4 separate regions of the Mus musculus genome follow, and regions 2, 3 and 4 are each linked to region 1. Evidence: chromatin loops called from intact Hi-C (ENCODE). Cell type or tissue: left cerebral cortex. All regions are shown on one strand. Region 1 holds the start of Crlf2 (cytokine receptor-like factor 2). Region 2 holds the start of AB010352 (cDNA sequence AB010352). Region 3 overlaps 4930522L14Rik. Region 4 holds the start of Gm35315.

Region 1 (8,000 bases):
GTAGCCACGAGGTGGGGCTGTCCTGTAGCCCTCTTGCACTGGTTTTGCCAGGAGAGAGCTTGTCACCCAGGAGTGCTGACACAGGCTAACAGACTTACAGGAGGAACAAGCTCCAGCCAGAGACAGCTGGAACATCTTAAAACCAGAGATTAACAGACGGCAAAAAACAAATGTAAGAATCTTACCAACAGAAACCAAGACTACTTGGCATCATCAGAACCCAGTACTCCCACCATAGCAAGTCCTGGATACCCCGACACACCGGAAAAGCAAGCTTCGGATTTAAAATCATATCTCATGATGCTGGTAGACTATTTTATAAAGGACATTAATAACTCCCTTAAAGAAATACAGGAGAACACAGCTAAACAGGTAGAAGTCCTTAAAGAGGAAACAAAAAAAAAGCCCTTAAAGAATTACAGGAAAACACAACCAAACAGGTGATGGAATTAAACAAAACCATCCAGGATCTAAAAATGGAAATAGAAACAATAAAGAAATCACAAAGGGAGACAACACTGTAGAAAGAAATCCTAGGAAAGCCGGGCGTGTTGGCACATGCCTTTTAATTCCAGCGCTCAGGAGGCAGAGGCAGGTGGATTTCTGGGTTCAAGGCCAGCCTGGTCTAGAAAGTGAGTTCCAGGACAGCCTAGGCTATACAGAGAAACCCTGTCTTGAAACAACAACAACAACAACAACAAATCCTAGGAAAGAAGTCATGAGCCATAGATGCAAGTATTAATAACAGAATACAAGTGATAGAAGAGAGAATCTTAGCTGCAGAACATTCCATAGAAAACATGGACACAAAAATAAAAAAAAATGCAAAGTGCAAAAATATCCTAACTCAAAACACCCAGGAAATTCAGGACATAATGAGAAGACCAAACCTAAGGATAATAGGTATAGATGAGAATGAAGATTATCAACTTAAAGGACCAGTAAATATCTCCAACAAAATTATAGAAGAAAACTTCCCTAAAGAAAGACATAACCATGAACATTCAAGAAGCCTACAGAACTCCAAATAGACTGAAGCAGAAAAGAAATTCCTCCCAACACATAATAATCAAAACACCAAATGCACAAAACAAAGATAGAATATTAAAAGTAGTACTACTCCCATTTTTAGATCCTGGATGGTTTTGTTCAATTCCATCACCTGCTTGGTAGTGTTTTCCTGTAACTCTTTAAGGGATTTTTGTGTTTCCTGTTTAAGGGCTTCTAGCTGTTTACCTGAGTTTTCCTGTATTTCTTTAAGGGAGTTATTTATTTCCTTCTTAAAGTCCTCCACCATCATCATGGGAAGTGACTTTAGATCCATATCTTGCTTTTCTGGTGTGATGGTGTATCCAGGACTTGCTATGGTGGGAGAGTTTGGTTCTGATGATGCCAAGTAATGTTGGTTTTTGTTCTTCTGTTCTTATGCTTGCCTTCTGCCATCTGATTATCTCAAGTGCTTGCTGCCCTCAGTATATCTGATTGGAGCCTGTCCTTCCTATAATCCCGGTTGATTCAGGACTCCTCAGAGTCCAGCTTTCTCTATGATTTTGGGCTCCTGTAGACCTGAGATTCTGGGTGTGTCAGAGTTCTTGGCAGTCAAGCTTCCTCTGAGAGCCTGAGATCCTGGTGTGACCAAGCTCCTGTTATCCTGGGATCCTGGAATCCTAAGATCCTGGTCGCGTTACAGTGCCTGGAAGTGGTGTCTCCTCTGGGGACCATAGGGCTGTCTGGTGTGTTTGAAACCAAGGTATACCAGCACCTATCAGAAGGAACCCGACCGCTGGTCAGTCAGGGCTCCTGTGTCCTTGCTCCTGCTGTCACAGGCCCATCAAGATTGTTTTGGAACATGCTACATCCACTCCAGTGAAGTCTGCATGACAGGCCTAAAAGCCTGGAAGCAGTCATGAGGCAAAGAGTTTTACGGAAACTTAGCCTCCTGGAACCTTGGCATTCCCATAGCACATACACTCAAAACCTGTCCCCGAGTTAGTCTGGTGTATGGATCCCTGTGCTTTCTTTCTGTATTGTTTTAAGTGCCTTTAAGGATTGATTTTGACATATAGATAAGCCTCTACCAGTGTTCCAATGTCCTAGAAAGTCCTTGAAGCCTACCCTGAGCTTGCAATTCAGTAAGAATGTTTCCTATTCAGTAACATTCAAATTTACCTCTAGTAGAGACAGTGAAAATAATCAGGCATTACTATTTACTAGAACAGAGCTAGAAAAGCTCAAGGCTAGTCTGCATAGTAATTACTTAAAACAATAGCCAAGTCACATCCATAAACAGGAATACACAATGGCCTAGGAAATAGGTGGGTTGCGGTATTATTCATGAAAGGGTTAGTAAAATGGAATTCCCCTGGTGCAAGTTGTTCACTAGGCCCAGAGGAATAGGATAATCAGGTATTTACTAAAGGAGCCCTGGTGGTGGGTTTAACAATAGACTAGCATTGCATCAGAGCATTCACCTGGCTCCTGTGTTTAGCTGATCTTAATTAGGGTTGTTCCTATTCTCAGTTGTAAACACTGCCTGGCTCCCGCCATCTTTTTATGTATGCATTTTCTTTGTTTTGTGTTAAGAAACAGTGTACCTTGATGAATGTATCCATCAGCTTTCTTGTTTTTCTTCTGTATTATAAGACTGGTGCTGAGCGTGGTGGCACACGCCTCTAATCCCAGCACTGGGGAGGCAGAGGCAGGTGGATTTCTGAGTTTGAGGCCAGCTTGGTCTACAAAGTGAGTTCCAGGACAGCCAGGGCTATACAAAGAAACCCTGTCTCGAAAAAAAATCAAAAAACAAAAACCAACCAAACAAAAAGACTGGTGCTTGCTTTGAGAAAATAATCCAGATACACACTCCCTTGTGTCCATATTTATTTGTTATCCATGCCAACTCCTTGCTTGCCTGTAAGTACTGGAACCTCGTTCCCTGCAGATCGATGACCCAATTGAGGTTTGTCTGCAGCAGGAACAGATGTTTTGTTCCACTCACCAGTGATCCTAAGATTGTGTGGAGAGTCCTCTGGGGACCATGGGACCGTCTGCAGAGTTTGTGCACAAGGTGACCCGGAGCTGGTGCCGACTGGAAGGGCTGCAGTGCCCTTTCTTTTTTCTTTCTTTCTTTCTTTTCTTTCTTTTTTTTTTTTTTTTTTTGGTTTTTTGAGACAGGGTTTCTCTGTGTAGCCCTGGCTGTCCTGGAACTCACTTTGTAGACCAGGCTGGCCTCAAAATCACAAGAACAACGCACCTAGAGGTGTCACTGTTCACAGAAAGTAGGGTAACCTTATATTAATCATTAATTAAGTACATGGCTTACTCACAAAACCACAGGTCAATATGATGGTAGCCATTTCTCAATTGAGATCCCCGGTTCTCAACATCTTCAGGTTTGTGTCCTTATGAATGAAACCATTTTCCACCAAACTTTAGTAATTGGTGTAACAATGCACAGTGCTGCCCTGTTTGTAAGTTCAAATTTGTATATTACTTAAAATCTTTGTATGATTAAGTACGACTTTTGTTAAGACAAAGAAAAAGATATGTTCACTATTATCTAATATTTACATACCATTTAAGTTTCAACAAAGCGATTTACTTTTGTGCTGGGCCACCTAGAGACTGGGAAAGGGAGAAGCAGAAGTGACCTGGAACAGAAAGTCACACGATGGCCAGCCACCTCCATCTTGGTGAGGTCAATGTGCAACCAAATGACAGAACAAAGAAGTAGAGAGGAACAGACATATGGGAGCAACACCTCCCTTCTGTTTTTGGATAAAAGACACACAATTTTTATTATTTACAAGTAAGCCTTAAAAAGCACCACAAGAGCCGGGCAGATTAGATGGGCGGGGGCGGGGCCTTGGAGGTTTGGGGGCGGGGACAGGCCGCGAGGGGCGTGGTCGGGGCGCACGCGGAGTCCACCCCCCCCCCCCCGCCCCCCCCCCGCTTCCCCCTATCCGGGTGATTGATGGGAAGAGGAAGCCGGGCCACGCCCATGTCGGTGAGTCGCCGCATCCGTTTATTGCCGTGGCCCCGCCCCGTCGCCCCAACCCCCGCCCCCGGCTTCCCGTTTTCGGCTCTAAGCGGCCTGGGCGCCCTCGACTCGGACCGGCTCGGACCGAACCAGCTGTCAATCACTGCAGCGTCCGCGGCCCCGCCGGCGACATGGCATGGGCACTCGCGGTCATCCTCCTGCCTCGGCTCCTTGCGGCGGCAGCGGCGGCGGCGGCGGTGACGTCACGGGGTGAGGAGTGAGCGGGGGCGGGGCTGCCTGTCAATCGCCGCGGTGGGCGGGGCCCGAGCAAGAGCTACCAAGTTGCTTTTCGTCCCATCATTGCTTTTCGTCCCATCATGAATATGCAAATAAGGCCTCTGGCCCTCCTAAGGGCGATCGGATAGCGCTTCGTTTGCATATTCATTTTGATCTTTGCGTATGCATGAGCCCCGCCCTCCCCCCCTACGCTCGGCGCTTTCTCCTCAGTAATATGCAAATGAGACCTAAACCCCGCCTTGACCTCATTAGCATAGTGCTGCCGCCACAATCTCGCTCCTCCTCCTGAATATGCAAATAAGGCCTCTGGGCCGCTCCTTCTTTGCATATTCATATACAGCTTTCCCGCTTATATGCAAATAACGCTTCGCCCCTACCGAGTTCTCACTCATCGCTTCTCATTTGCATATCCATCGGGAGATACACATATTCATGAGCGATGTATTTCTGTCTTCCATCCCCTCATGAATATAGAATTGATGCCCTGTCCATATGGATCACTATGCATTTGCATATTTTCCCCACGATTTACATATGCACAAGCCTCAACGTCTTGCTCCAACGTCCCTGATCATGAATATGCAGATGAGACCTCAGATCTCCGAAATTGAATCTGCCCGCTCCTCATCATATACTGCTATTCTCATATGCACCAGCCACAAAGTCTTCCATCCTTTTCCCCTCATGAATATGCAAAGAATGCTTCCCCAGTCCATCTCCACTCTGGTTCACTGCCTGCTCATTTGTGTATCCATTGGTCGCTTTGCATAGTGGTGAGCCCCGCTTCCCTACCGCTTTCTTTGCGATCATGTATATTCAAATGAGGCTCCGACTTGCTAGCTGCTCATTTGCATATTCGAGAAGCGCTTTCCATATTCATGAGCCCCCAATCCTTTTCCTTTTCTCTGTTTGTGAATATGCAAATGAGGTGTCGCCCACCGCTACAGTTCTTGGGCCTCTCGTTTACATATTCATTCCCTATATTTGCGTACGAGCCAGAATGTCTTCCTCTGTCTTCCCCTGCCTAGTGCATATGCAAATGAGGCCCGGCCTGCTCCCAGCGCCCTAGCCAAGGGTCTGAGTCAGGGAAATGGCTGCGATGGCTCTTCTGGAACGCGCTGACGTCACGGGCTGCTCCCCTGATCCCCGCCCTGCCCCCGCAGGTGATGTCACAGTCGTCTGCCATGACCTGGAGACGGTGGAGGTCACGTGGGGCTCGGGCCCCGACCACCACGGCGCCAACTTGAGCCTGGAGTTCCGGTGAGTGAAGGGGGGCGGGGCAGAACTTCTGGTCTGTGACTTCCTGTCGGAATCATTGAATGATATATGGGAGGGGGCGGGATTTCCTCTCATTCCTCTTCACTCACTTGCTGTTCATTCTTTTAAACGCCTGAAAGAGTGGGCGGGACTTCCTGTCTAATTAATGATTGACAAATGATTAGGGACGGTACTTCCTTTCAGACTCTGATGAATGACAGGAAGGAGCGGTACTTCCTTTCTGCCCATCACTTTCTGTTTGAGGTGTTGAAATTCAGATGCTCGTGGGCGGGACTTCTGGTCCATCACTTCCCATCCAGCTGATCCTTCCCCCTTAATCCCCGACTCTGCAGTTATGGCACTGGCGCCCTGCAACCCTGCCCGCGATATTTCCTGTCCGGCGCTGGTGTCACTTCCGGGTGCATCCTCCCCGCGGCGAGGGCGGGGCTGCTGGAGCTGGCACTGCGCGACGGAGGCGGGGCCATGGTGTTTAAGGCTAGGCAGCGCGCGTCCGCCTGGCGTGAGTGGTGTGGGCGTGACATGGAGGGAGGGGGCGGGGCCTTGGGCGGAAGTACGCAGGAAGTTGCCTGATGATGTCTCTTCAACTCCCACTGAGTGGGGCAAACAGGAACTGGGCGGCGCTTAGACGGGAAGTTGGTCTTTGATACCGGAATTGGGCTCCAGGGGTTAGGCAGTGCTCTGATGATGTCACAGCTGCGCCTTTGGACTCCGGTGGGCGGAGCATAGACAGAAAGTGGTTCTTAGGAATGGGAAGTAGGCGTGTCCTGCTCTCTGAAGTGCGCCCCTTCCCTCATCCCGATGGGCATGGCCTTCATGAAACAGGCGGGGGTGGGACAGAAAGTGATGTCACCGCCACAACACCCAGACTCTCGGTGGGTGTGGATTAAGCCAAATGAGGTCACAGCAGCTCCTCCCACCCCCACCTTCCCCACCGCAGTGAAGCCCCGCCCACCTTGGAATGTGACGCTGCTCTGGACACCAGACGGGGACGTGACTGTCTCCTGGCCTGCCCACTCCTACCTGGGCCTGGACTACGAGGTGCAGCACCGGGAGAGCAATGACGATGAGGACGCCTGGCAGGCGAGTGAATTCATGGGGGGCAGGGCCGGCCCCTCCGTGACCTCTGACCCCACCTGCGACCTCCTGCCCCCGCACACTGCGTTTTCCAACCCTAACAATAGATGCATGGCCTTTGACCCCACCCATGACATTTGAATCCTTCCCGCCTCAGCCCGACCTCTCTCGCCTCTGGCCCCAAACTGTGACCTCTGAACCCTCCAGTGACCTCCGACCCCCTACAACCCCCCCCTCTCCGCAGACGACCTCAGGGCCCTGCTGTGACTTGACAGTGGGCGGGCTCGACCCCGTACGCTGCTATGACTTCCGGGTTCGGGCGTCGCCCCGGGCCGCGCACTATGGCCTGGAGGCGCAGCCTAGCGAGTGGACAGCGGTGACAAGGCTTTCCGGGGCAGCATCCGCGGGTGAGGGCTTGGCCTGGGGTTGTCAAGGCTTCACTGCGGGTGGGTGGTTGGCAGGGCCTGGGTGACTGAAAGACGGGTGGGCGTGACCTGCGATGACGTCATTGATACCAGGGATGATTGATAAGCGAATGGGCGGGGCTTGGAAGTGATCGAGGGTTACATCATCAGTGACATTATCCTGTGCACTTGGGTGACTGACAGGCGGGTGGTGGTTGGGGTCTGGGTAAGATGAACTCATCGGCTCCTGGATGCTTGACAGGTGGGTGGGCGTGGTGGCGATGACATCATTGGTGACCCGGATGACTGCCGGGCAGTGGGCGGTGCCCCTGGTGATGTCACCACGCCACTCGACTCACAGGTGACCCCTGCGCCGCCCACCTTCCCCCCCTAGCCTCCTGTACCGCAAGCCCCGCCCCATCCCCGGCCCTGGCCCCGCCCCTCCTGCCCCTGGGCTGCGGCCTAGCAGCGCTGCTGACACTGTCCCTGCTCCTGGCCGCCCTGAGGCTTCGCAGGTGAGGGGTCTCCGAGGAGTCATGGGGTCATGGTGGGGTAATTGCGATGTCTACGGCGATGACGTCACCACTGTGATGACGTCATGTTCGGGTCGGGGGCATGGCATGGGGGTGTCAGGTGAACCCTGACCCCTGACCCTGAACCCCAGGGTGAAAGATGCGCTGCTGCCCTGCGTCCCTGACCCCAGCGGCTCCTTCCCTGGACTCTTTGAGAAGCATCACGGGAACTTCCAGGTGCGCGGGGGGGGGGGGGGGGTCAGGATCGCTGTGGGGGGTCACTTCCTGTCCCCGGAGAGTGAGGGCATGAGGCAGGGGGATGATGGGAGTGACAGGCGTCACGGGCCACTGCCTGACTCCAGGCACCGCTCCCCTCCCCCTCCCCCCACCCCCTTCCCTCCACCCCCCCCCTCCACACACACAACCCCTTTCGCTGCAGGCCTGGATTGCGGACGCCCA
Region 2 (8,000 bases), 310 kb before region 1:
GGAAGTAGGCTCAGGTAGGAATCTGACTTTGGGCTAGGACTTAGGAAGTAGGCTCAGAATAGAATAGTTACATTTGGGCTAATACAAAGCTCCAGGTAAACTCAGCCAAGGAGTTATCTAAGTCCTGCTGATAAGCCCCTTAAAACTATGATTCCTGGACTTTGCTTATTAGCTTGTGTATTCCTTGACCTAGAACTGACCATATTATTGGCATGTACTTAAAATGGTATAAAAGCAGGCTTGAGAAAAATAGACCTGCTTCAGCCTCAGCACTGGCTGGAGTCATGTTACAGGGTTGTCTGTCTTCTTTTCAATCCTCGCTCTCCCTTGAGATCCTGTTGACTGACTGAGCTGAATGGTCTCTCTTCATTTTCCACTGCTACCTGCAGAAAGACAAGATGGCTCAAGTCCTCATACCCATCTGACAATAAGGGTGCACGAAAGATTAAAATTATATGGGAAAAGGAATGGGTCAACAGTGCTTAAGCGGTAATTACATGTCGTTTTTATGACCAATAGAGCACTGACTGTGAGAGTCTTTACAAGAACTTAATCCTTTAACTTTCACTATTGTCTTCTTTCCTTTAGCACAATGTCACCTTGAGGCACCTAGCTTGTCCTCAACAAATGAGCACTGAGGTAATTCTCATATTTAGGCTACCATAATACAACTGCAATGAACATGAGAATTCTGGTTCTTCTTTAAACTAATTTCAAGTGCATGGAAACTATACTGAGAAAACTGCTGGGATCCATGGCAATTCTGTCATTGTTATGAGGACTCGGTAGAATGGGGTTGCTTGGGAGTAGGTGCTATGTCCAAATGTATGAGAATATATATATTAAAATAAGTAAAATTTTACATCAACTATAACACAACGTGGTCTTAACTAATTTTAGTTGACATCTATGGAAAATCCCAACCTACTGCTTTCAGAGTTTATTCCTAATACACAATCCTGTACCACATTCATATTCATTGTTCAATTCTGGACGATGTCTTATTTTCACTCTTTTTGTTTTCTCAATTAAGTTACACTTAGTGAGATATCATTTATGTAACCCTAACAACGTATTGTGTCCCTAAAGTCTATGCTAAAGTCCTCTTTCTATAGCTTTGTATATGATTTCACATCATTTTCAGTTTCACATACTTACAACTGTAAAAAACACCATTATAGGGAGGTTTTCAAAAATAAAAGGGATGTTGGGTATTTCTAATTTGCAGCATAAATTCAAAACAATCTAAAGAAAACTCCTAACAGAAAAGCTGATTCCAAAGCTATCTGCCATGTTAAAAAAAAAAAAAAAAAACCCTCAGAATTGTCACTAGGGTGATGAAGAAATAGTAAGCCTTTCAGCACAATGTAAATTCTATCCGTACTTATCACAGAACTACAACAATCCAAAGCTTTACAACATTCGTGAAAAAATGAGATGTAGAGAAAAAAGCCAAGAACATAAGCCCCAAATTATAGTCAAGTTTCCATCAAAAGACCTAAGGAAACTCAGCCAGGAAAAATGTAAACATGATCAATATTACCCATGACTGCATGTGTATACAAATGGAATAAACACAGACTTCACAACTCCCACAAAAATAACCCATAGTGACCCCTAACTGGTACATTTCTGATCCCTCCAGCTACTACTGGTCCCACTTACAAACAGAGGCCCCAGAGCATTCTCTGCTGGGGTGGGGAGGTCTTACACAAGCTATGGCTTATGCTAAGTCAGCTTCTTAAGAATACCATCTTGTACACGATTGACATGAGGGAAAAGGGAGGAGATGGGAGACACCTCTGAAGTCAGCAGAAAGATGAAGAAAGTATGAAGTTTACAGAAACATCAGACAATGGGACACACTCAGGAGAAGGCTAATCAAACACTGCTGCACAAGGGACAACTCAGGGTTTCTCAAAAACATTTCTGACCAAACTTCTAGTGGCCTTGGAACTGATAACCACAGCCCCATATGGTGGGAAGTTGTGCTCTCAGAATCTGATTCAACTCCTCCCAAAGGCCCTGGGCCCAGACCATTACCAGCTCTCCCAAGTGTATTCCTGATTTTAGAAAAGGCCCTGGTTTTATCTCTATACCCAGGGCCTCAGGGTAAGCTCCCAAGGACCCAGTTGAGTAGGCCCCAGGCTGTGACTGGCTCAGCCAAGCATGTTCCTGGGTTTCAGAAGGAGCTGTGTCCTGCTCCAGACATGGGGACCTCAGGGAAATTACAGCTTGATCAGGCCAGTACTCAATAATACAAAAGTTTTCTTCTCTTTTCTTTTTCCCCCTTTCACATGGCTGTCACTATGTGTCATCTTGCCAATGTGTCAGAACTATGCTTTTCTCAAGAAGAAAACAGAACCTTTATGGCACACCAGGCCTTACTGTAGATTGTGATCCTGTAATGCCTCATTGAGCAGCTGGTTAGAGGCCTGCTCTTTGATATGGAGATGGGCCTAGATGCTTGCTGTAAATCAAGTTTGTTTCCTTTGTTATGGTTTGGAACCATATATCTGGGCAATCCTGGTGAACAAGCATGTGTATCCTAGTAACCTATACTCTAAATGCCCTGGTTAGCACATTACTTATCTGTGGGATGTGTTACATGCAGTGCACCCTCAGCTAAATTCTACTTGGAGTGCCTTACTATCCGCTAAGCTTTAGTAAATCCTTTACATCATCAATCCTGCACTTTTACATCACAGCTTGATATTGGATTGCTACCCAGCACACAACCTCCACAAAATTAACTCCAAATGGATTGTCCACCTTAATGTCAAATGCTAACAACAGAACTTGTAGAAACTAGGACTCTCTGAGTTTGGGATCAAGCCAAAGATCTTTCTACACACAGGCCAAATGCTCTGCACAGATGCATCCCACACAGTGAAGTTATTCAGAGGCTATAGCTGGGTCCCGCGAGTGGCTAGGACCTCAGGGGACCTCACACATGGTTGCAGATTCCCACTGAGTCCCGGGAAAGACCCACCGCAGCAGCTCGCGCTGCTCAGACCCCTGCTTCTCCCCATTGTTTTCAGTGACCTTGTACTCACCATGTCGCAACTTCGAAGCTTGCCTTAACACCCTCCACAGCATCCAGCGGCAGGACAGAGAGCACAGCCTGCTCAGCTACTAAGCGAAACCGGCACCAAGGCACCCGGAAACCCCGCCTTCCCTTCTGACTGGCAGGTTCGCCTAAAGGCTCTGATTGGCCAGTAAGTCTTGAGTGACGCGAGTACCTCCCCTAGGGTTAGAGTGTGCTGAAGGTACACAGTGTAGAGGTTCTCAGCCCAAGCTTCTGTCCAGGGCCCAACCTCTTCCAGATCTACGGGGATCTGCATTTCTGTAGTACTAGTGCGAGTCCTCAGATATCCTACCCATCTGTCTCCCCGCGCAACCGCAGGGAAGCCCCACCACTCCACCTGCCACTGCTCAGCCGCTTGCTCCTCCCCTAGGTGGGCAGTGACCCTGTCATCACCAGGGCCTAACTTCAGCCACAGCTTCCCTCAGTAGGCTGTTTGCCTTCTTCCTCCTTGAATCAAGGTAGGGAGCTTGCATAGCCCATTACTCAACTTGCAGGGGAGTTATCAATCTGTCCCATAAGCGGAAGGGTATTAACAATTAAAGAGAGATTTGGGGAAACAATAGTTTATAGAAATTAATAGGCTTATTAATTTCTGGTTTGTTATAGTCATAGTGTAATTTATTTTTGCTTCAATCTTAATAATCAGTTTAAAAGGATGCAGTTATGCAGTGGGCCAGCCCCAGCGTGGGGTGTTTCTTCTTTTTTGGTTTTGGTCTTATTGAGGAAGCGGAGGGGGAAGAGTAGGCTGAGGGAAAGACTTTTGTCTTTTGAGATTCTAGGGTAAGACTTTGTCTCACCGAAAATTTAGGGTTGCTGTATAATAAAATGTTTACTTATCTAAGTCTAAGTTACTATGCTGTTGTAGCTGACCTGCCTTCTGTGATCCTCTGAGGCCAGAAATCACAGTTTCTGGCACTCAGCACCTCATCCTAAAACAGCAGGAGATTAAGTAAAGGATTAATTGCTAGACCCTTTGCCCTATTGTCCAGATGCCTCCTGCTGGGAGGGAGTTTGGAGCAGTAGACTTCTATTGAACCAGGAGAAGAGAATAACACTCTAAGAAGGAAAAACTTTTACATAAGCAAATATGCATAATCTCACATAAATTCATATTGAGCTTCATTCATGCTCATTTATTCATTTTTATTCAAACCCAGCTGGGCCCAGCTTTCATGCATTCTCACAATTACATACTTACACACACACAAGCAGACATTCTCACAATTTTATACTTACACACACATCCATACTTACATATGCATATGGAGCAAAAGACCAAGCATGGGCGCAGCAAGGATTCACTCAATCTGGATGAAAAAAAAAAAAATGTGTTCCAATCTTTATTACATAGAGAAAGAAAAGGCTTCTACCTTTTTAATGCTAAATAAATTAAACCCATGTTTGTATAGAAAAAAAGCTTTGTTTCTTTTAGTAAGATTAAACCTGCCTTGTTCTTACCATGGCACCTGTTCTGTCCCATGGTTAGGAGAAGACTGCCTGCTCCTTCTGCTCCCTGGGACATCTTCTTTTCTCCTCTTTCCCTCTGCATTCTGCACATTGCTCTCTTAGTATTTTATGTTACCTATAATTTCTAAGCTACTCCATTCTGCATTCTCCTTCTAACCTAAAAAGTGTTCTGTCTAAAAACTTCTCCTCAGCTCAGTTCCTCTCTCAGCTCAGTTCTTCTCACCTCTGTTCCTCTCACCCCAGTCCCTCAGTTCTGACTCTTTGTCCTCAGCCCTTAAACATCATTCAGCATACATGATCACATGTTAAAAGTTCATCAAAAGTTCACACAGAAAATCAAATCATAAACTGAAATAGAAGTTTACAACAGAGAATGTTTACATGCATATCCATTAGGAGTGATTACCTAGCAAACATCCATCACCTGTCTCAGCTCCACAGGTTCAATGAAGGTTTAAAACCATGACTAAGTTATAAGTGAAGTTCTGTATAGATAAACCCAGTCAGTATTCTATCTTCTGTCCTAGCACCTACAATAAATCATCAGTTCCCTTTTTATGACCTTTTTAAAATTGTTTTACAACCTCTTGAACTGTGCTCTGAGTAGGAGAAAGTCTGGTTACTATCTATGAACAATGACCTGGTGACACTTGAGAGTCTGGGAGAGTTCTCATTGAAACATTGATGATCAGAAAAGGACCTAATAGTAGTCCCATTATAAAAGAGCTTAATAATCACAAATATAATTTTAGGAATTATTATAGGATCATCATTAAGACTTTAGTTATCTATTTGTCTATACAGCATCTCTACAAGATAGTGCATCTCCGTGGCTCTGCAGAGATCTGCTCCAGAGGGATGTGCTGCTACTTAGTGGTAGTTACATATGTTTATTAATAACAGGAAAAGCATATTAATAGCAGGAAACTTTCCTAAAATGAGTCCCACACAGCCTTGCTTAGTGAGGGCTCACCTGTCAAAGATTATATAATAATCCGAGGCAGGACACTTCAGGATGATCACCTGCTAGTTATTAGCTTGTCCCATTATGGCTCCTGACACAGTGGGACTGAGGTTGTATAAGAGGTCCAGGACATGCACAAAGCTGTCCAGATAAGATCCCCTTATCTCTATACTCTACAGCACTGCAGATGTGTGCTAGCACATCTTTGCTCTGAAAATATAGTGTTTTTTAAATTGGAATTACCTTTAATCTTTCTTTTAGCTTAAAAAGGCAAGGTAGTCATTTTTCCTTGGGACAAACATTAATTTCATGTTTTCTAAGAACTAAACAAATTTTCACTTTCAAATTTTAAAAGATTTACTTAAGAGATCATGTTCTGTGATCCACTGTGTTCATTTTGTGCTTCCTTCCATGTCTTGGCAGCAGGTTGCTCTGAGTATAGGAACTTATGCCATGTTTTTCTTTAATTTTATTCTTTATATATTTTCTGAAGATAAGAAGGTGGAATGTTTCATGTTTGGAATGTTTGCAAAACGACTCTGTCCTTACACATTACAGCATATGGATGAAGAAAAAGGAGAAACTACTTAATATTTATCAATTAAATATCTATTCTGCTCTTCACACCATCATTAGCTATAGGTAAGAAATGAAAAGATTTTACTTTTGACTAGAGTAGAAGAATGTGAATCAACATCGTCAATATGGTATTGGTTACAGTGCTGATTACAACCATCATATATTTGTTAAATTTTGCAAAAAAAGAGAATTGTGTGACTTTTAATATCACAAAGGATGCCTTATGTAAAAGAAATTTCCTTACCCTACCTAAAAATTTTGAGCCCTAACAGTACATTTAAGCCCCCTTTTTTCTGTTTGTCAGTAAATAGCTAGTAGGCAAGCCTAAGTTATTGAGAACCTAAATCATTAAACACCATCAAATAGAAAAATACCCCATGACAGTATCCTGCATACAGGTAGGCTATCTGCACTGAGTTACATTATAACATGATCTAATGTCCACATGAGATAGTGACACTTACTGGTTTTCCACAGTACAATAAAATAAGTAAAATGCTTTTGTATGAATACTAATGTCATAAAGGAATCTGTTTTCCCCAGAATGAGACACAGGTTAAAAGACAGAACTTAATGGCAGGTCAGTGCTTTGAAAGAGGGTTGGAGTCCTTCCCTCTCAGGGTCTCAATGCAGCTCACCACCTGCTATTTACATGGAAACAGCAGCAGACAGGACAATGGTCAGCAAGATTCAGGGAATGGTAAAGGATATTTTCAGTTTGTAATATGAAATTGAGGTACCCAGAGGCCTCAGAAGACATAACTTCATAGATAGGTAAGGAGCACATGGTCTTGTGAAAAAGCCCATGAGTTCAATAATATAAAAATTTGTAAAAACAAGGCTGGAGAGATGGCTCAGCAGTTAAGAGCACTGACTGCTCTTCTAGAGGTCCTGAGTTGAATTCCCAGCAACCACCTGGTGGCACAAAACCATCTGTAATGGGATCTGATGCCTTCTTCTGGTGTGTGTCTCAAGACAGCTACAAGCCGGGTGTGGCCCAATGGGGGCCACTTTCATTCAGACTGCCACAGGTAGGAATAAAATCTGTGTGTGATAGTTAACCATTGTCCAGGTAGGCAGGTGGAGGGAGGCACAGCCTGGAGAATGTTCAGACTGAATGTTTCTGGGCAGGTATGACTTCAAAACTAGAAATTCTTTCTTAAGTAAACAGTTTGCTCAGATGTCCACAGGTCTCTTCCTTTGTCCCTGTCCTTTAGAATGCAGAGGTGACACTTAAGAAGATTCTAGAGTAATTAAAGCCCTATACTGCCATGCTGGACTTGTGGTAGATGCTTGTCTAGCCTAGACTTTTCTCTTATTCTTTCAGCCACATCCTTTAAATCTCATCTTCTGAGAAAAGACTTATGCATTTGATTCTTCTGATATCACCCAGCACAGGCAGGAAGGAGGAAGGGCAGTGTGGCTGCCAGTGGAGAACAGGCCCATTACTGATGGTAGGAGTGGTGTGGGGCCTCGTCATTTCTGTTCCTCCTGAGGATGCTATTTTGAAGAAAACTGTTCCTCATGACTGAAGATTTTCACACATAAGACAAAGACCAGCAGCCGGCATGCCAGTGACATGTCATGGCATCAGTCTCCACATAGGCAGAGCAGAGTTCACAGAGCGTGGGTGTTGTGAAAGAGACTGTTGGAGGTAGGAGGTGTGAGAATCACTGTCTCTTCACCAGGATCTCATTCTTGTTTATTTTTTCCTTTTTAAATATTTTTTATTAGGTATTTTCCTCATTTACATTTCCAATGCTATCCCAAAAGTCCCCCATACCCTCCCCCCAACTCCCCAACTCCCCTACCCACCCACTCCCAGTTTGTGGCCCTGGCGTTCCCCTGTACTGGGGCATATAAAGTATGCATGACCAATGGGCCTCTCTTTCCAGTGATGGC
Region 3 (8,000 bases), 190 kb before region 1:
ATTGTTACTGGTTCTGCCAAGCTTGTTCCTGGGTTTGAGAAAAAGCTATCATTCATCATATATGAGGGCCTCAGAGAAAAGTATGCTTGATTAGGCCAGCCCTCAACACAACAGTTTTGTCTTTTTTTCATAGACTTTCAAGACCAGTGTGATCTTGCCCATGTGGCAGAACTATGCATTTCTCAAGAAAATTAGACCTTTATGGCTCACCAAGCCTTACTGTTGCTTGTGATCCTGTAATGTCCCATTGAGCAGCTTGTTAGAGGCCTGCTCTTTAATATGAGGATTGGCCTGGTAGCTGGTTGTAAATAAGGGGTATATCCTTTATCATGATTTAGAGCCAAATTTAGGAACAGTCCTGGTGAACAAACATCTGTATCCTAGTATCTTAATCTCTAACAGGCTTGGTTAGCATACTACTTACCTGTGGGATGTTCTAGAGGCAGTTCTCCCTCATCTAAATTCTACCTTACCATCTCCTAAGAATTGGTAAATCCTTTCCATCACTGATTATACTCTTCCACATCAGAGTTTAAGATTGGATTGCTACCCAATACATGAGATGCCTTTTACAACCTCCACAAATTAACTCCAAATGGATCTTACACCTAAATGTCAAATGCTAAGCACAGAACTTTTAAAAGACACTAGAGAAACTAGGCCTCTCTAGGTTGGTATCCTGTCAAGGATGTTTCTACACACGAGCCGCTGATGGAAATGCTTTGTACAGACTCAGCCCCCAATAAGTGAAGTTATTCAGAGGCCACCTCTGGTTCCTGAGAATTGTTAGAACCACAAAAGACCTCCCAGGCAGCCACAACTCACCAGTTTCCCACCCAGCCCCAGGGAGGACCCAACACACCAGCTCCCCATGCCTACCCAGCTGCTCTTCCCGACTGTGGACAGTGAGTGTGTGCTAACCACTCCCCAATTTCAGAGCTTGCCTGAACTCACTTCCCATCACCCAACATCAGCATTCAGGGCATCTCTCACAGTACCATTCAAGCCTACTCAGCCACAGGACTGAACCTGCAACATGGCATCCAGGAGAACACCACACCTAGTCTGCCTGGCAGGTCTGCCTGGAGGCCCTGACTAGCCAGTGAGTCTTGAACACCTCCCTTAGAGTTAGAGTGTGCTGAAGGGACACAGCATAGTGTTTCCTGACCAAGTCAGACCTTTTCTTTCTCTACAGAGATTTGCTTTTCAGTAGCACTTGTGACTGCCCTCCAACTGTCCACCCATCTGTCTTCTCACCCAGCCACAGGGAGGACTCAACACTCCAGCTTCCACTGCTCAGTTAGTTGCCTGCTTCTCCCCTTTGTGTGCAGTGGCCTTGTGTTACCAGGTGGAGACTTCAGAGGTTGCCTGAGCTCCCCTCCCTGCACTTAATAGACACTTCTTCCTCTGGGAATCAAGGTAGATGGCTTGCATAGCCCAGTACTCAAGTTGTAGTGGCGTTATTAATCTGTCTCACAGGAGAAGGGTGCCCAGAATATTATCAATTACAGAGGGGTTTTAGGAAACAAGAGTTTTGTTTTGTGCCTTCATGCTGGGTTCAGGCAAACTACAGCTACTTTTCCCCTGGTAGGTCTGAGACAAGCTGGGAGAAAAGCAGGAAACAAATGACAAACACTGTGGAGCACTATTGTTAGCTGGCACATCTTTCTCAGTGGGAAGGATGAAAAACAAAAACCTGTGCACACACACAGCTATTTTAGTAAAGATTCGCTTGATGAACAGAACTGATAGAATGAATCTCTGTATGCATGTTGAAAGTGAATTTATCTTAATATCTCACAGTCTAACAGCAGCTGTCTACCAATGGAAAGTTGAAGAATCCAGTGTGGTTCAGTAAATGTGGTTGGATGTCTCAGTCTTCAGTATATACTGGAGTTTCAATGAAGTTGGATTTTTAATGCCAGGAAAAGAAAGAATGAAAGAAAGAAAGAAAGAGAGAGAGAGAGAGAGAGAGAGAGAGAAGAAAGAAAGCAAGCAGGCAGTGGTGGCACGCCTTTAATCCCAGCACTTGGGAGGCAGAGGCATGTGGATTTCTGAGTTCGAGGCCAGCCTGGTCTACAGAGTGAGTTCCAGGACAGCCAAGGCTACACAGAGAAACCCTGTCTCAAACACAAAAAAAAAAAAAAAAAAAAAAGAAGAAGAAGAAGAAGAAGAAGCAGGAGAAAAGGAAGGAAGGAAGTTGTTAGCCAGATGTAAGGTAAGTAGACAAAGAGAACCAGCTCCCATCTTCAGTGTCCTTTCTCTATGTAGGCTGCCACCAGAAGCTGTGGCCTAGAGTAAAGGGGGGTCTTATCACCTCAAAAAAAAAATCCAAATTAAAGAAGTGTTTTCACAGTTCAAAAAGCTATAATAAAAAAAACCCTCCTCAGTACCCAAAATCTTTCAGTTTTAGTTAATTCCACATGTAGTCAGTTTGACTATAGGAAAAGCCTAAATGCAGGACAAGATGAAAGAACTGAGAAAGATGCCGCCCCCCTCCCCGGTCAGCAAGGTGAGAATAGGAGTCAATTCCAAGGCAGAGATTTCCTTCAAGAAAGGAAGCACTGGGATTTTATTGAAGGAGTCTGGATACGTTCACATCTAGGTTTCCTACTCCTACACGTGCTAAGTTAGCCATCGTTGGACTAGTTGGACTACAGCCTGTGAAATATTCCAATAAATCCACTTTGTACATACCTAGATTCCTCCTATCAGGTCTGTTCATCTAGAGAACCTTCACTAATACAGTTCTATGTGCGAATGTGTGTTCACCTTCCCACGGAGGAAGGTGTGCTGGCTAACAGCAGTGCTCCACAGGTTTGTTATCTGGTTCCTGTTTGTCTCCCAGGGTTCACATACCTACCAGCTGAAAACTAGCTGCACTTTACCTAAGCCCAGCCTGAAGGACACGACCCAAGTGAAATTAGAGTATTTTCCGGTTTATTAGGGGTAGCTCTCTAGAGGATTCACTGATCCCAAGGAAGTAGAGAGTTCACTGGTCCCAAGGAGGTCAGAGAAGTTATGGGGTGGGAGAATAAGGAGCAGAGGTGGGGAGAAAAAGCCAGCAAGGCTAGCTGGGAGAGAAAAATGCAGGGGAGTAGGGATTGGGAGGGGAAGTGGAGGGAGAAGGAGGGAGAAAGACTGGAGAGGGAAGAAAGGGGAGAGAGATCGAGACAGAGAAACAGAGAGACAAAGAGTACAAAATGTCTGGATTATGTAGAAAGGGCTTCTAGGAAGGGAAAGCCTGGCCGCTGGGCTGGGAGTTCAAGGTACAAGGTGGGGTCTGTCAACCTTGCCCTGTAACAGGTGGAGACTGAGGAGTGCTGGGAGAACCTGGAGGCCCAGCTCTAACCTTCCCAGCCTTGGGCAGACTAAGCAGACCTTGAACATTCGCCATGACAACCCAGGACAGAGACATCTGTCTTTGTTGAGGTGCAGGTTCTCATGGGAACTTAGCTGTTTTGGCTGCCTGCACTGACATTGCTCTACAACATACTGCAGCTGAAGAGGGGGATGGGTTTTGTAGGTTTTCCCTTTATAAACGCAAACCTTATTATTAAACTTTGAGCCTTAATCAGAACCTTTGCTTGGCTTCATTCTTCTCTCACCCCAATACCTATTCATTTCCAGTTCCTGTTTCAGATAAACCCAGTTTGCTCAAGGCAGGTGGATGGCTCCTTTGGTGTGTTAGTAATATGCAGATCAGCCTCTGATCCTGGGTCTGAATCCCAACAGCAAGAAAACAGAACTATTGTTTGCCCATGACACAATTTAATTGTTAATATTCTGGGCACCTTTTCGCTTGTGGGACAGATTGATAAATCCCCTGCAGGTTGAGTAATGAATGGGCTATGCAAGCTCCCTACCTTGATTCAAGGAGGAAGAAGGCAAACAACCTAGTGAGTGAGGGAAGCTCTGGCTGACATCAGGCCCTGGCGATCATAGGGTCACTGCCTACCTAGGGGAGGAGCAAGCGGCAGAGCAATGGCAGGGGAGTGGTGAGGCCTCCCTGGGGCTGCGCGGGGAGACAGATCGGTAGCCTATTGGAGGATCGACACAAATACTACAGAATTGGAAATCCCTGCAGGTCTGGACTTGCAGCTTGTTGGGCTGAGAACCTCTACACCGCGTACCTTCAGCACACTCTAACCCTAAGGGAGGTGCTCCAGTCACTCAAGACTTGTTGGCCAATCAGAGTCTCTCGGCGGAACTGCAAATCAAAAGGAAGGCGGGTTTTTCCGGGTGCAGTGGCGCCTGTTTTGCTTAGTTGCGGAGCTGACTTGATTTGTCCCCTGTTCACTGCTCTCTGTCATGCCACTGAATGCTGTTTAGGGTGCTCAGTCAAGCTCCGAAGTTGCGACATGGTGAGTACAGGGTCACTGAAAACAATGGGGAGAAACCGGGGTCTGAGCGGCGCAAACTGCTGGGGTGGGTCTTTCCCGAAACTGCTTGGGAATCTGCGGCCACCTGTGAGGTCCCCTGAGGTCCTAGCCACTCGCGTGACCCAGCTGTAGCGTCTGAATAACTTCACTGTGGGGGCTGCATCTGTGCCGAGCATTTGGCTTGTGTGTAGAGAGATCTTTGGCGTGATCCCAAACTCAGAGAGTCCGACTTTCTACAAGTTCTGTTCTTAGCACTTGAGATTAAGGTGGACAATCCATTTGGAGTTCATTTTGTGGAGGTTGTAAAAGGCATCTCTTGTGCTGGGTAGCAATTCAATGTCAAGCTGTGATGTTAAAGAGTAGAATTGATGATGTAAAGGATTTAGTAAAGCTTAGGAAATAAATAGTAAGGCACTCCAAGTAGAATTTAGCTGAGGGAGGACTGCCTCACACCTCACAGATAAGTACTATGCCAGCCAGGGCAGTTAGAGGTTAGGATGCTAGGATACACATGCTTGTTCACCAGCATTGTCCAGAAATCATAACAAAGGAAACAAACGATTTATAATCTGACACTAGGCCCATCTCCTTATCAAAGAGCAGGCCTCTAACCAGCAGCTCAATGGGGCATTACAGGATCACAACCAACAGCAAGGCCTCTTGTGCCATAAGGTTCAGTTTTCTTCTTGAGAAAAGCATAGTTCTGCCACACTAGTGACAACCATTTGAAAACTTAAAAAAACAAAAGAAAAGAAAAGAAAACAAAAAACCCACAACCATTGCATTGTGTGTAGGCCTGATCCAGCTACACTTTCCCTGAGGTCCCCTTGTCTGGAGCAGGACACAGCTCCTTCTGAAACCCAGGAACAAGCTTGGCAGAGCCATTCACAGCCTGGGCCTAGTCCTTGGGAGCTTTCCCTGAGGCCCTGGGTATAGAGAGAAAACAGGGCTCCTTTACTTCGTTTTTTGTTTTTGTTTTGTAGAACATTTTTAATATTTTCAATTGTTAATATTTTTAAAAGAGAATAATTATTTTAAGATATATTTCACTGTTATATCCTCCTTTTACATTTCTGATTTTATTTTTCTGATTTTATTAATTAGGATACTGTCTCTGTGCCCTCTGGTGAGTCTGGTTTATCTAGTTGATTTTCTCAAAGAAACAGCTCCAGGTCTTGTTGATTCTGTATATAGTTCTATTTGTTTCTATTGTTTGATTTCAGCCCCGAGTCTGACTCTTCCCTGACATCTCCTCCTCTTGGGTGCATTTGCAGAGCTCCTTCTCTAAAACCTGGAATGTGCTTGGGAGCTGGGAATGGTCTGGGGCAGGGCCTTTGGGAGGGGTTGAATCAGATACTGAGAGCACAACTTCCCACCATATGGGGCTGTGGTTATCAGTTCCAAGGCCACTAGACGTTTGGTCAGAAATGTTTTTGAGAACCATTGAGTTTTCACTTGTGCAGCAGTGTTTGATTAGCCTTCTCCTGAGTGTGTCCCATTGTCTGATGTTTCTGCAGACTTCATACTTTCTTCATCTTTCTGCTGACTTCAGAGGTGTCTCCCATCTCCTTCCCTTTCCCTCATGTCAACTGTGTACAAGATGGTATTCTTAAGAAGCTGACTTAGCATAAGCCATAGCTTGTGTAAGACCTCCCCACCCCAGCTTTTATACTTTTCCTTTTCTGATGTTTTTCATCATCTGGAACCTTCCACTTAGGACACTGTCACTAACCTGCTGTGGTAGGGCACTGGTGTCCTTAAGAAATGATCCTGGAATATGCTTGCTGTGCAAATTTCCCATGTGTCTTAGTGGCTAGACTTACAGTCTCCAGTCTGTATTTAAGTTGTTCAAAACTTAACCTGGAACCTGAACCTAGAAGAGACTTAAGGGTGGCAGCATATGTGGAATGCAAAATCCATCCTAGTCTGGCTCCTCTTTAGCCTTAATCAGTGTAGCTGGTCTTTGCTACTTTATGGTGTCTTCTTTTTCCCCTCCCTTAACCCCCTTCCGTGACCCCCGCAACTGTTTCACCCCCTAACAGCAGACAGGAGAGAAACAGGGACGGAGGAGAAAGAGATCCTTGAGTGGAGTTTCTGTCCTTGTACTGGACGCCCCAGCATGAGTCAAACAGTCTCTGATGGGGGAGCAAGGAACAAAATAGGAGGTAGAAGGAAGATGCAAAGCCAAGAGTTAGATTTGGGAGAACTGCTGGCTAATACTGCTGCAGCAGCACCAGCAGCAACCACCAGCCTTGAGTTTATGTTTCATAGTCTTTTTATACCCCACAGAACCTTGGAAAGCAAAGCCACAAGCTAACAGAAACAATTTCCTGAAATATACACAGACTATCCGTACTTTTCCAGAGGCACCTCCCTTGAGCCTCAGGTATACCTCCTCTTATCATTCCATGCCTCATCAGACTGGGAAATCTGCCAACAGACCCTGACCCACCTTGACTGCCTGGATACAAACAAAGAGTAGGGTCAGTTCTAAGGCATAAACAAAGTAGAAATGTAAGAAAAAGAGAGTAAACAAAGTTCCCCGGTCGATGTATTCAGAGTCTTATCAAGATGATCAAGGTATGACAAGATATGAGGAACACATTCCTCAGCTGTACTTTTTTTGAGCTTACTTCCTTGACCTAGCCCAGTGCCAAATATTCTTGCCATTTTTTCCTAGAAGCGGTCCCAAGAACTCTCCCCACCTGGGAGAGTAGAAGATTCTAATAAAATACAAACTTACCATACTAGGGCTCTGTCTGCCCCTAGGGTGGGCTGGAAGGGGAGAGCTGGAAGGCCTGTGCTGTCTGAGTCATTTCATCTCTACTTCTCCAGTAGGAGAGCTGCTACTGTCCTCTGGGCAGTCTAGGAATCAGGAGGAGTAGCTTGCAGGTCCTTTCCATAATTCTCCTCTGATGCAGTTCATCAGAGAGCTGTGAGGGAGACCACAAGCCTTGCCATTGTGATTGTGGCAGCCACCAGGAAGAATAGGTTGACTAAACAATCTTATTGGACTGTGATGGACTGTGAACCAGACTGTGTTTCTTTTGGTACATGTGGTAACCTGGGCAAAAGGCCTTGGCCTCTGTGTGGATTTCCTGGGGAGGAGGAGGTTCTGCAGTTCTGGCCATAGGCAGCTGTGTTGCTTATAATCTCACTGCCCACTGTGCACACACAAGCAGTGCTTTTGGTGTGCAGAAGATGAATTTCAAAACTGAAAATCTGGTTTGTAGAGGTTCTGAACATTTCATTGCAAATTCAGTTTTGTGTGATAAATTTTACAAATAGTTTAGAAACTGGTAGAGATGAGGTTATGGGGATCCTCCTTTGGCCATCTTTGATTAAAATCCTTTTTCCTCTCCACTATCACCAGTCACAATGACTGGAGTGATTCAGGGAAATTCAGTTCCAGGGTCGCCAAGGAGTTTCTGAGATGCAGAGGATTCTTAAGTGTGCATGGTGGTGTGCAGGTGGCTAGGGCAGATTCTACATCATGTGCTATAATCCATGTGGCAGGAAGCAGACATTAAATTATTCTTCAACCTTGGTTTGTGTGTGGGCTCATTGGGGCTGGGTTTGTGTGAGATCTCTAGTGGGTATTAGGTGCGGCAGTGCCCT
Region 4 (8,000 bases), 540 kb before region 1:
ACGGTCAACACGTTCTTATGCACTGAGCGGCAGACTTCACCCACTCTTCCTACCCTGCTCGGCTCTAGTCCCTGCATTAGGGGTGGGGTGGGGACCAACTCTGACTGGCTCATTCTTCAGCCATAATCCTGGCAGGCCGGGCAGGCTAGCATCTGAGATACAGAGGGGAAAACTGAGGCAGCTAGAAGGGAGGGGGCCACCGAGGCAGCTGGGGCGAGGGGAAACTGAGGCACCGTGTCCCGAGGACTCCCTCCCTCCCTTGTCCCTTCCCCTCTCTTACCAAGCACCAGATCAGACTCCACTGCCAGCGCAGTTAAGTCATGCGTGTGTAGGCATAACCTTTTTTGAAATCTACTTTTAATAAGGGTTCAACCTCTCTTCTAACCTACCACAAGGAGCTGCTGTTCCCAAAGGCTCTGTGATGGGTCTTCCCTTCCAGGGTCAAGCCCTTACAGGCCCTGCATTCCTCTGCCCTGGCTCCAGAGCCAAACTGCCAGGCATCTACTCTTTTCATCCTAACCAGCTGTGGTTTTAAAGCCACAGGATGGTAAACTTTTGTTTCCCTGGCCCAGCAAGGCTCCTTCTCCTCCTCCTCCTCCCCCTCCTCCTCCTCTTTCAGGAATTCGAGCCTGGGGAGGGACACAGGCTGGAGAAGGATGGGCTCAGAGGCAAGTGTGGACTGGGGCACAGGGGGGACCTGAGCCTGGGGTTCCAGGAATTGCCTAGGAGCTCCCCGCATGCCACAAAGGTTCACAGACTTTTCTGTTTACCCCTCCCCCCCCCCCCCCCCGGGCTCTGCAGGATCCCCCACCAGAGGTCTAGGACTGGGTGGTTGTCACTGCCTCCAGCAACCCTCCCTTCCTCTCTCCCTCCCTCCCTTTTTCAGTCCCTCCCCCCTTCACCTGCCAAGGCCTGTGCAGGACTTAAGAGCTCTGCTGATGGTAAACCAGGGAAGCAGTCCCCTGTATGTTACAAGGGAACCCCTGAGTGCTTCCTGAGTGTAACCTCCCCCAGCCTTGAAGCAGGCTGATTCAGACCTTGCTGCCACTGAGTACGAGACCACCTGGGGTGGAGCCTTCTGACTTAGAGGGCTGTATTGTTCTGCCACCTGCCTCTGCTCTACTCCAAGACACTGCTACCTGCTGAGAGGCCCTTGAGATGGAGACTTCAAGCAATCCAGTAATTTACACCTACTTGCCAAACCAGTTCTGTGCAGCAGATGGCACAGGCTGGCAATGGGCATCAAGAATAGATCTGCAGTGGGTGGGCCTCCCCACTTTATAAGCACAGACTCTTAGTAAACTTGGGGGCCTTGAACAGAAACATGTCTTGGCCTCCATTATTTCTCTCCGTACAGCTCGGACCTCCCACTCAGGAACCCAGTTAGTGTGGCCGCAGGCGGTTACACCTGAGACCCACTTGTCCTGTGCCCTCAGCAGGTATCCCCGAGCCCAGTGCAGGTCCCCTGGGCCTTAGTAGGTGTCTAGTCCCCTCATAGGTATTCTCTGACCCGGCAGGTCCAGTGCAGGACTCCTGTGAAATCTGTAGGTGTTCTGTGCCCTCTACAGGTCTCCTGTGCCCCAGAAGGTGTCCTGTACCCTCAGCAGGTGTCCTGTGTACCCAGCAGATGTCCTGTACTCTCAGCTGACCTCCTGTGCTTTCAGGAAGGTTAGGGTTTGGGTTAGTCAGTTGTTCCATGTCCAGCCTAGGAAGGGTCCTTTGAAGCCAGATACCAGCAGCCATTTGAAGACTTCCACCTTTCCCAGGAGCATCTCCCAGACCATTTAGACAATCGGGAATGAAGGTCCCCAAGAAGGACTCTGGTCAATGGGGACAACCGCCTCTAGTCATGCCCCCACCTTGTTGGGGAACTTCAGGTGCTGCCCACCTATGGAATGCTATGGGCTGGGTTCTCTGGAAGTGGTCCTGTAAAGCCATCCTGGTCTCACAGCCTGGAGCCTGGATAACGGCAGTGAAGGCTAGACAAAAACCAAGGCCATTAACGAGATATATTGTTTCGGGCCTCCATGCCCAGCTCTCAGTAAAGCAAAAAACTGTACTGCGTCTTGCATTAAGCACAAACATCTGGCCCAGAATGTAGAGGTGGGTCCTTCTGTCTTGAGCCAGGACCAGGGCTGAAGTTCCTTGGAAAGAGAAGTTGCCTCAGTTGGTGGCATAGGAGGCTTGAAGGAGCTGCTGATGTTATTCCTGAAAGAGGAGGAGCATCTACCCTTTTACTGGTAAACGAACTAAACCCAAGTTTGTAAGAAGAAAGTTTTGTTCCTTTAGTAAGACTAAGCCTGCCTTGTTATTAAGAAAAGACCTGCCGGGCAGTGGTGGTGCACACCTTTAATCCCAGCACTTGGGAGGCAGAGGCAGGCGGAAGGCCAGCCTGGTCTACAGAGTGAGTTCCAGGACAGCCAGGATTACACAGAGAAACCCTGATAAGGAGAAGCCTGCCTGCTCCTTCTGCTCTCTGCGACATCTTTTTTTTTCCTCTCTCCCTCTGCATTCTGCGCATTGTTCTCTTAGTTTTTGTTTTTGTTTTTGTTTTTTTTTATGTTACCTTACAGTTTCTAAGTTATTCCACTCTGTATCCTCCTAACCTTGCTCTCTCCTCCTGCTCTGATGTCACAATAATACTCTTACTCTCAATGCCTTTTTTCCCCTATGCTATGCCTTTTCTTCTAAGTTCTTCTTGAGTTCAGTTCTGTCAAAAAAAAAGTTTTCTCCTGTCCTAACTAAAAAATTATCCTCAGTTCTGTTCTAAAAAGTTCTGTTCAGGTCTGACTAAAAAGCATTCTGTCACTCTTTCTTTTCGCTGCTGCGTCTGCAGCCATGAGTATGCTCAGGCTACAGAAGAGGCTTGCCTCTAGTGTCCTCCGCTGAGGGAAAAAGAAAGTCTGGTTGGACCCCAATGAGACCTATGAAATCGCCAATGCCAGCTCCTGTCAGCAGATCAGGAAGCCGATCAAAACTGGGCTGATCATCCAGAAGCCTGTGACTGTCCGTTCCAGGGCTCGCTGCCGGAAGAACACCTTGGCCCGACGGAAGGGCAGGCATATGGGCATAGGGAAGAGGAACGGTACTGCCAACGCTAGGATGCCAGAGAAGGTGACCTGGATGAGAAGGATGAGGATCCTACGTGGGCTTCTCAGGAGATACCGGGAATCTAAGAAGATTGACCACCATATGTATCACAGCCTGTACCTGAAGGTCAAAGGGAATGTATTCAAAAACAAGTGGATTCTCATGAGCACATCCACAAGCTGAAGGCAGACAAGGCCCACAAGAAGCTCCTGGCTGACCAGGCTGAGGCTCGCAGGTCTAAGACTAAGAAGCACGCGCGCCTCCAGGTGAGAAGGAAGAGATCACCAAGACTCTGTCCAAGGAGGAGGAGACCAAGAAATAAAGCTTCCCTCGCCTCGTGTCTGTACATAGTGGCCTGGCTGTGGCCTCACTTAGATCAGTCATTAAAATAAAACAAGCCTTTGTCTGTTAAAAAAACAAAAACAAAAAAAAAACCCGTTCTGTCTAAAAGGTTCTCCTCAGGTCGGTTATGTTTCTCTGTCCTCAGCACTTAGACATCTTTCAGAACACATGATCGCATGCTAAAAAAAGTTCATCACAAGTTTATGCATAATTTAAATCATAAATTGAAATAGAAGTTTACAACAGAGAATGTTTACATGCATATCCATTAGGAGTGATTATCTGGCTAGACATCCATCACCTGTCTCAGCTCCACAGGTTCACTGAAGGTTTAAAACCATAACTAAGTTATTAGTGAAGTTTTGTATAGATAAACCCAGTCAATATTTTATCCTCTCTCTTAGCACCTATAATAAATTGTTAGTTCCCTTTTTATGACCTTTGGTTTTACAACCTCTTGAAATGTGCTCTGAGTAGTAAAAGCAAGTGATTGGTGACAGAGACTGGCAAAGTTCTCATTGCAGTTTTTTGTTTGTTCGTTTGTTTTGTTTTGTTTTGTTTTTTGAGACAGGGTTTCTCTGTGTAGCCCTGGCTGTCCTGGAACTCATGCTGTAGACCAGGCTGGCCTTGAACTCAGAAATCCGCCTGCCTCTGCCTCCCAAGTACTGGGATTAAAGGTGTGTGCCACCATGCTCAGCTTTTTTTTTTTTTTTCTTCTCATTGCAGTTTTGACTATTAGAAAGGACCTAATAGCAGTCCCACTAATTTTAGGAATTGTTATAGGATCATCATTAAGAATTAAGAAGTCATCTATTTGTCTATATAGAATCACTACAACAACACTACAAGACAGTACATCTTCGTAGATCTGCAGAGATTTGCTTTAAAGGGTGGACTAATACCTAGTGATTATGAATATAATAATAACAGGAAAAGCATATTAGTAACAGGAATCGACTTCAGAAATCTGGTATATACTGAAGGCCAGCTGAGACACAGACTAAACCACTATTAGATAGACTAGCTGGACCACAGCCGGGAAATTATTCTAAGAAATCCACTTGTGTGTGTGTTTTGTTTGTTTGTTCGAGGCAGGGTTTCCTCTGTATAGCCCTGGCTGTCCTGGAACTCACTTTGTAGACCAAGCTGGCCTCGAACTCAGAAATCCGCCTGCCTCTGCCTCCTGAGTGCTAGGATTAAAGGCGTGCGCCACCACGCCCGACATAAATCCACTTTGTACATACATAGATTCATCCTATCAGGTCTGCTCGTCTGAGAACCTTTACTAATACAGCTCTGCGTGTGAATGTGTGTTCACCTTCCCACGGAGGAAGGTGTGCTGGCTAACAATATTGCGCCAAAGGGTTTGTCATCCATTTCTTGTTTTTCTCCCAGGGTTCTCACACCTAGTGGTGATAAACTAGCTGCAGTTTAACTAAGCCCAGCATGAAGGACACAACCCAAGTCTAACTGGAGTATTTGCAGGTTTATTGAGGGCAGCTCTCTAGTGGACTCACTAGTCCCAAGGAGGTCAGAGAAGTCGTTATGGGGAGGGAGAATGAGGAGGGGTGTGGGGAGAAAGAGAGAAAAAGCAAGAAAGGCAAACAGGCAGAGAAAAATGCAGGGCATGGGGAGGGGTAAGAGAGAAAGAAGAAAAGTGGAGAGAGGAAAAGGGAAGGGGAGGGAGGGAGAGGGGGAGAGGGAGACACAGAGACAGAGAAACCGAGACAAAGAGCACAAAATGTCTGGATTACATAGAAAGAGCTTCTGGTGGAGGGAAAACCTGGCCCTTGGGCTGGAAAGTTCAGGGTACAAAGCAGGGTATGCCAGCCATGCCCTGTAACAGGTGGAGAATGCAGAGTTCTGGGATAGGTCCGGCCAGCTTTGCTATTCAGTGCGCATTTCAGCCGCTTGTCCCAGCCACAAAACAAACATCTTGTTTCCTAAAATCTCTCTTTAATTGCTAATATCCTGGGCACCCTTCCACTTGGGCAGATTGATAACTCCCCTGCAAATTGAGTAATGGGCTATGCAAGCTATCTACCTTGATTCCGGAGTAAGAAGGGAAAGAACCAACTGAGTGCTGTGAGGGGAGCTCAGGCTGAAGTCAGAACCTGGTGAGCACAGGGTCACTGCCCACAGAGGGGAGGAGCGGGCTGCTGAGCAGTGGTAGGTGGAATCCTCTCTGGGGCTGCGCAGAGAGACAGATGGGTAGGCTATTGGAGGACAGGCACAAGTGTTACATAAATGCATATCTCGGTAGATCTGGAAAAGGTCGGGCCCCGGACTGGAAGCCTGGGCTGAGAACCTCTTTATCGCGTCTCTTCCGCACACTCTAACCCTAAGAGAGATTCTCATGTCACTCAAGAATCACTGGCCAATCAAAGCCTTCGGGCGTGCCAGTCAGAAGAGGAGGCGGGTTCTTCTGCGAGCCACGCGGAGGGTTCCTCTTAGTAGCTGAGCAGGCTTGAATGGTCCTCTGTTCTGACTCTGGATGCTGTGACTCGCGCTCTGGCAAGCTTTAAAGTTGCGGCATGGTGAGCACAGGGTCACTGCCAACAACCGGGAGGAGCAAGGGGCTGGGCAGTGGGAGCTGCTGTGTGGGTTCCCGCCTCCCTGCCCCCCCTCCCCCCCGCCCGGGCCGCCAGATGGGGCCACCTATGAGGTCAGGTGCGGCCACCTATGAGGTCCCTTGTGGTCCTAGACAATTGCTAGACCAAGCCTCTGAATAACTTCATTGTGGGGACTGCATCTGCGAAGAGCATTTGAAATAGTGGCTTGTGTGTAAAAAGATCTTTAGCTTGATCCCAAACTCAGAGAGTCCTAGTTTCTACAAGTTCTGTTGTTAGCATTTGACATTAAGGTGGACAATCCATTTGGAGTTAATTTTGTGGAGGTTGTGTGCTGGGTAGCAATCCAATATCAATCTGTGATGTAAAAGTACAGGATTGATGATGTAAAGGATTTACTAAAGCTTAGGAGATAGTAAGGCACTCTAAGTAGAATTTATCTAAGGGTGGACTGCATTTAACACATCCCATAGATGAATAATATGCTAACCAGGCCTGTTAGAAATTAGGATGTTAGGATACACATGTTTATTCACCAGGATTGTCCAGAAATATGGCTCCAAACCATAATAAAGGAAACAACCCTGATTTACAACCAGCCACCAATCCCATCCCCATATCAAAGAGCAGGCCTCTAACCAGCTGCTTAATGGGGCATTACAGGATCATAACCAATGTTAATTAGGGCCTAGTGTGCCATAAAGTTTCAGTTTTTTTCTTGAGAAAAGCATAGTTTTGCCACATGGGCAAGATGACACCTGGTGACAGACATTTGAAAAGTTTAAGAAACAAACTCAGGAGGCAGAGGCAGGCCCATTTCTGAGTTCAAGGCCAACCTGGTCTACAAAGTGAATTCCAGGACAGCCAGGGCTACACAGAGAAACCCTGTCTCGAAAACCAAAAAAACAAAAACAAACAAACAAACAAACACCACTGTTGTGTTGAATGCTGGCCTGATCAAGTAAGGCTTTCTTTCTCTGAAGTCCACGTGTACGGAGAATGACACAACTCCTTCTGAAACCCAGGAACATGCTTGGCAGAGCCAGTCACAATTTAAGGCCTAGTCCTTGGGAGCTTTCCCTGAGGCCCTGGGTATAGAGAAAACAGGGCTCCTTCTCTAAAACCTGGAATGTGCTTAGGAGCTGGTGGTAATGGTGTGGGGCAGGGCCTTTGGGAGGGGTTGAATCAGATTCTGAGAGCACAACTTCCCACCATATGGGGCTGTGGTTATCAATTCCAAGGCCACTAGAGGCTTGGTCAGTAGTGTTTCTGATTTACATTGAGTTCCCCTCGCGCAGCAGTGTTTGTTTAGACTTCACCTGAGTGCGTCCCATTCGATGATGCTTCTGCTGACTTCACAGAAGTCTCCTGTTTCCTTCCATTTCCCCCATGTAAGTAGGGTATTCTTTTTTCTTTTAAAAACGTATTTATTTAATATACATTTGTACACTATAGCTGTCTCAGACACACACCAGAAGAGGATATCAGATTCTATTATGGATGGTTGTGAGCCACCACGTGGTTGCTGGGAATTGAACTCAGGGCCTTTGGAAGAGCAGTCAGTGCTCTTAACCTCTGAGCCATCTCTCCAGCCTGATGTTATTCTTCTTAGGAAGCTTACTTAGCATAAGACACAGCTTGTGCAAGACCTCCCCACCCCAGCTTTTATACTTTCTACGTTCTTCTCCTATGTTTTTCATCGTCTGGGACCTTCCTCTTGCTGTGTAAATTTCCCATGTGTCTTAGTGGCTAGACTTGCAGTCTCCAGTCTGTATTTAAGTTGTTCAAAACCTAACCTGGAACCTGAACCTAAAAGAGACTTAAGGGTGACAGCATATGTGGAATGCAAAATCTGTCCTAGGCTGGCTCCTCTATTAGCATTAACCAACCTAGCTGGTCATTGCTACTTTATGGTTTCTTTTTTTTTCTCCACCCTTAATCCACCCCCAATGGCCCTTAGTTTCAACCCCCCTACCACTAGATAGGAGAGAAACAAGG

What was found. Hi-C counts contacts between places; a loop is a spot of excess contacts. Peaks named below come from ENCODE experiments on the same cell type or tissue, not always from the same donor. Only the 100,000 strongest peaks of a DNase experiment are listed, where the experiment ranks them.
Region 2: it touches region 1 in a loop (2.1-fold over the local background); 4 of 42 quality-filtered maps call a loop at or near these places.
Region 3: it touches region 1 in a loop (4-fold over the local background); 2 of 42 quality-filtered maps call a loop at or near these places.
Region 4: a loop joins it to region 1, with 5 times the contacts of the local background. A loop is called at or near these places in 15 of 42 quality-filtered maps.

What each region holds. Positions count from the first base shown.
Region 1 is chr5:109,555,051-109,563,050 of GRCm38, reverse strand. It overlaps Crlf2 (cytokine receptor-like factor 2), which reads left to right and starts at 4,058. Exons shown (of 8, transcript NM_016715.4): 1 at 4,058-4,246; 2 at 5,437-5,533; 3 at 5,884-6,050; 4 at 6,489-6,631; 5 at 6,870-7,032; 6 at 7,424-7,544; 7 at 7,694-7,778; 8 at 7,981-8,000. The coding sequence starts at 4,168. In left cerebral cortex, a CTCF peak has its summit at 3,938; DNase peaks (open chromatin) are centred at 4,516, 5,726, 7,226, 7,575 and 5 more places; H3K4me3 peaks cover 3,179 bases; H3K27ac peaks cover 2,869 bases.
Region 2 is chr5:109,861,869-109,869,868 of GRCm38, reverse strand. AB010352 (cDNA sequence AB010352) reads right to left here and starts at 3,158. Exons shown (of 4, transcript NM_001378279.1): 1 at 3,057-3,158. The coding sequence starts at 3,059. It overlaps Gm35089 (a long non-coding RNA gene), which reads left to right and starts at 3,249. Exons shown (of 3, transcript XR_389508.4): 1 at 3,249-3,546; 2 at 6,013-6,161. In left cerebral cortex, a CTCF peak has its summit at 3,331; DNase peaks (open chromatin) are centred at 2,627 and 3,204; H3K4me3 peaks cover 1,354 bases; H3K27ac peaks cover 1,029 bases.
Region 3 is chr5:109,747,959-109,755,958 of GRCm38, reverse strand. It overlaps 4930522L14Rik, which reads left to right. Exons shown (of 3, transcript XM_011249625.2): 2 at 4,088-4,364. Among named protein-coding and RNA genes, the nearest start is that of 4930522L14Rik, 45 kb to the left of the region's middle. In left cerebral cortex, no CTCF peak of the experiment used is centred here; DNase peaks (open chromatin) are centred at 3,986, 4,177 and 4,518; H3K4me3 peaks cover 1,076 bases.
Region 4 is chr5:110,092,300-110,100,299 of GRCm38, reverse strand. Gm35315 reads left to right here and starts at 5,502. Exons shown (of 6, transcript XM_017321231.2): 1 at 5,502-5,969; 2 at 7,304-7,393. The coding sequence starts at 5,967. Plcxd1 (phosphatidylinositol-specific phospholipase C, X domain containing 1) reads right to left here and starts at 331. Exons shown (of 8, transcript NM_207279.2): 1 at 281-331; 2 at 1-152. The coding sequence starts at 113. It also overlaps the pseudogene Gm46940. In left cerebral cortex, CTCF peaks have their summits at 366 and 4,836; DNase peaks (open chromatin) are centred at 51, 419, 1,204 and 5,828; H3K4me3 peaks cover 1,143 bases; H3K27ac peaks cover 1,478 bases.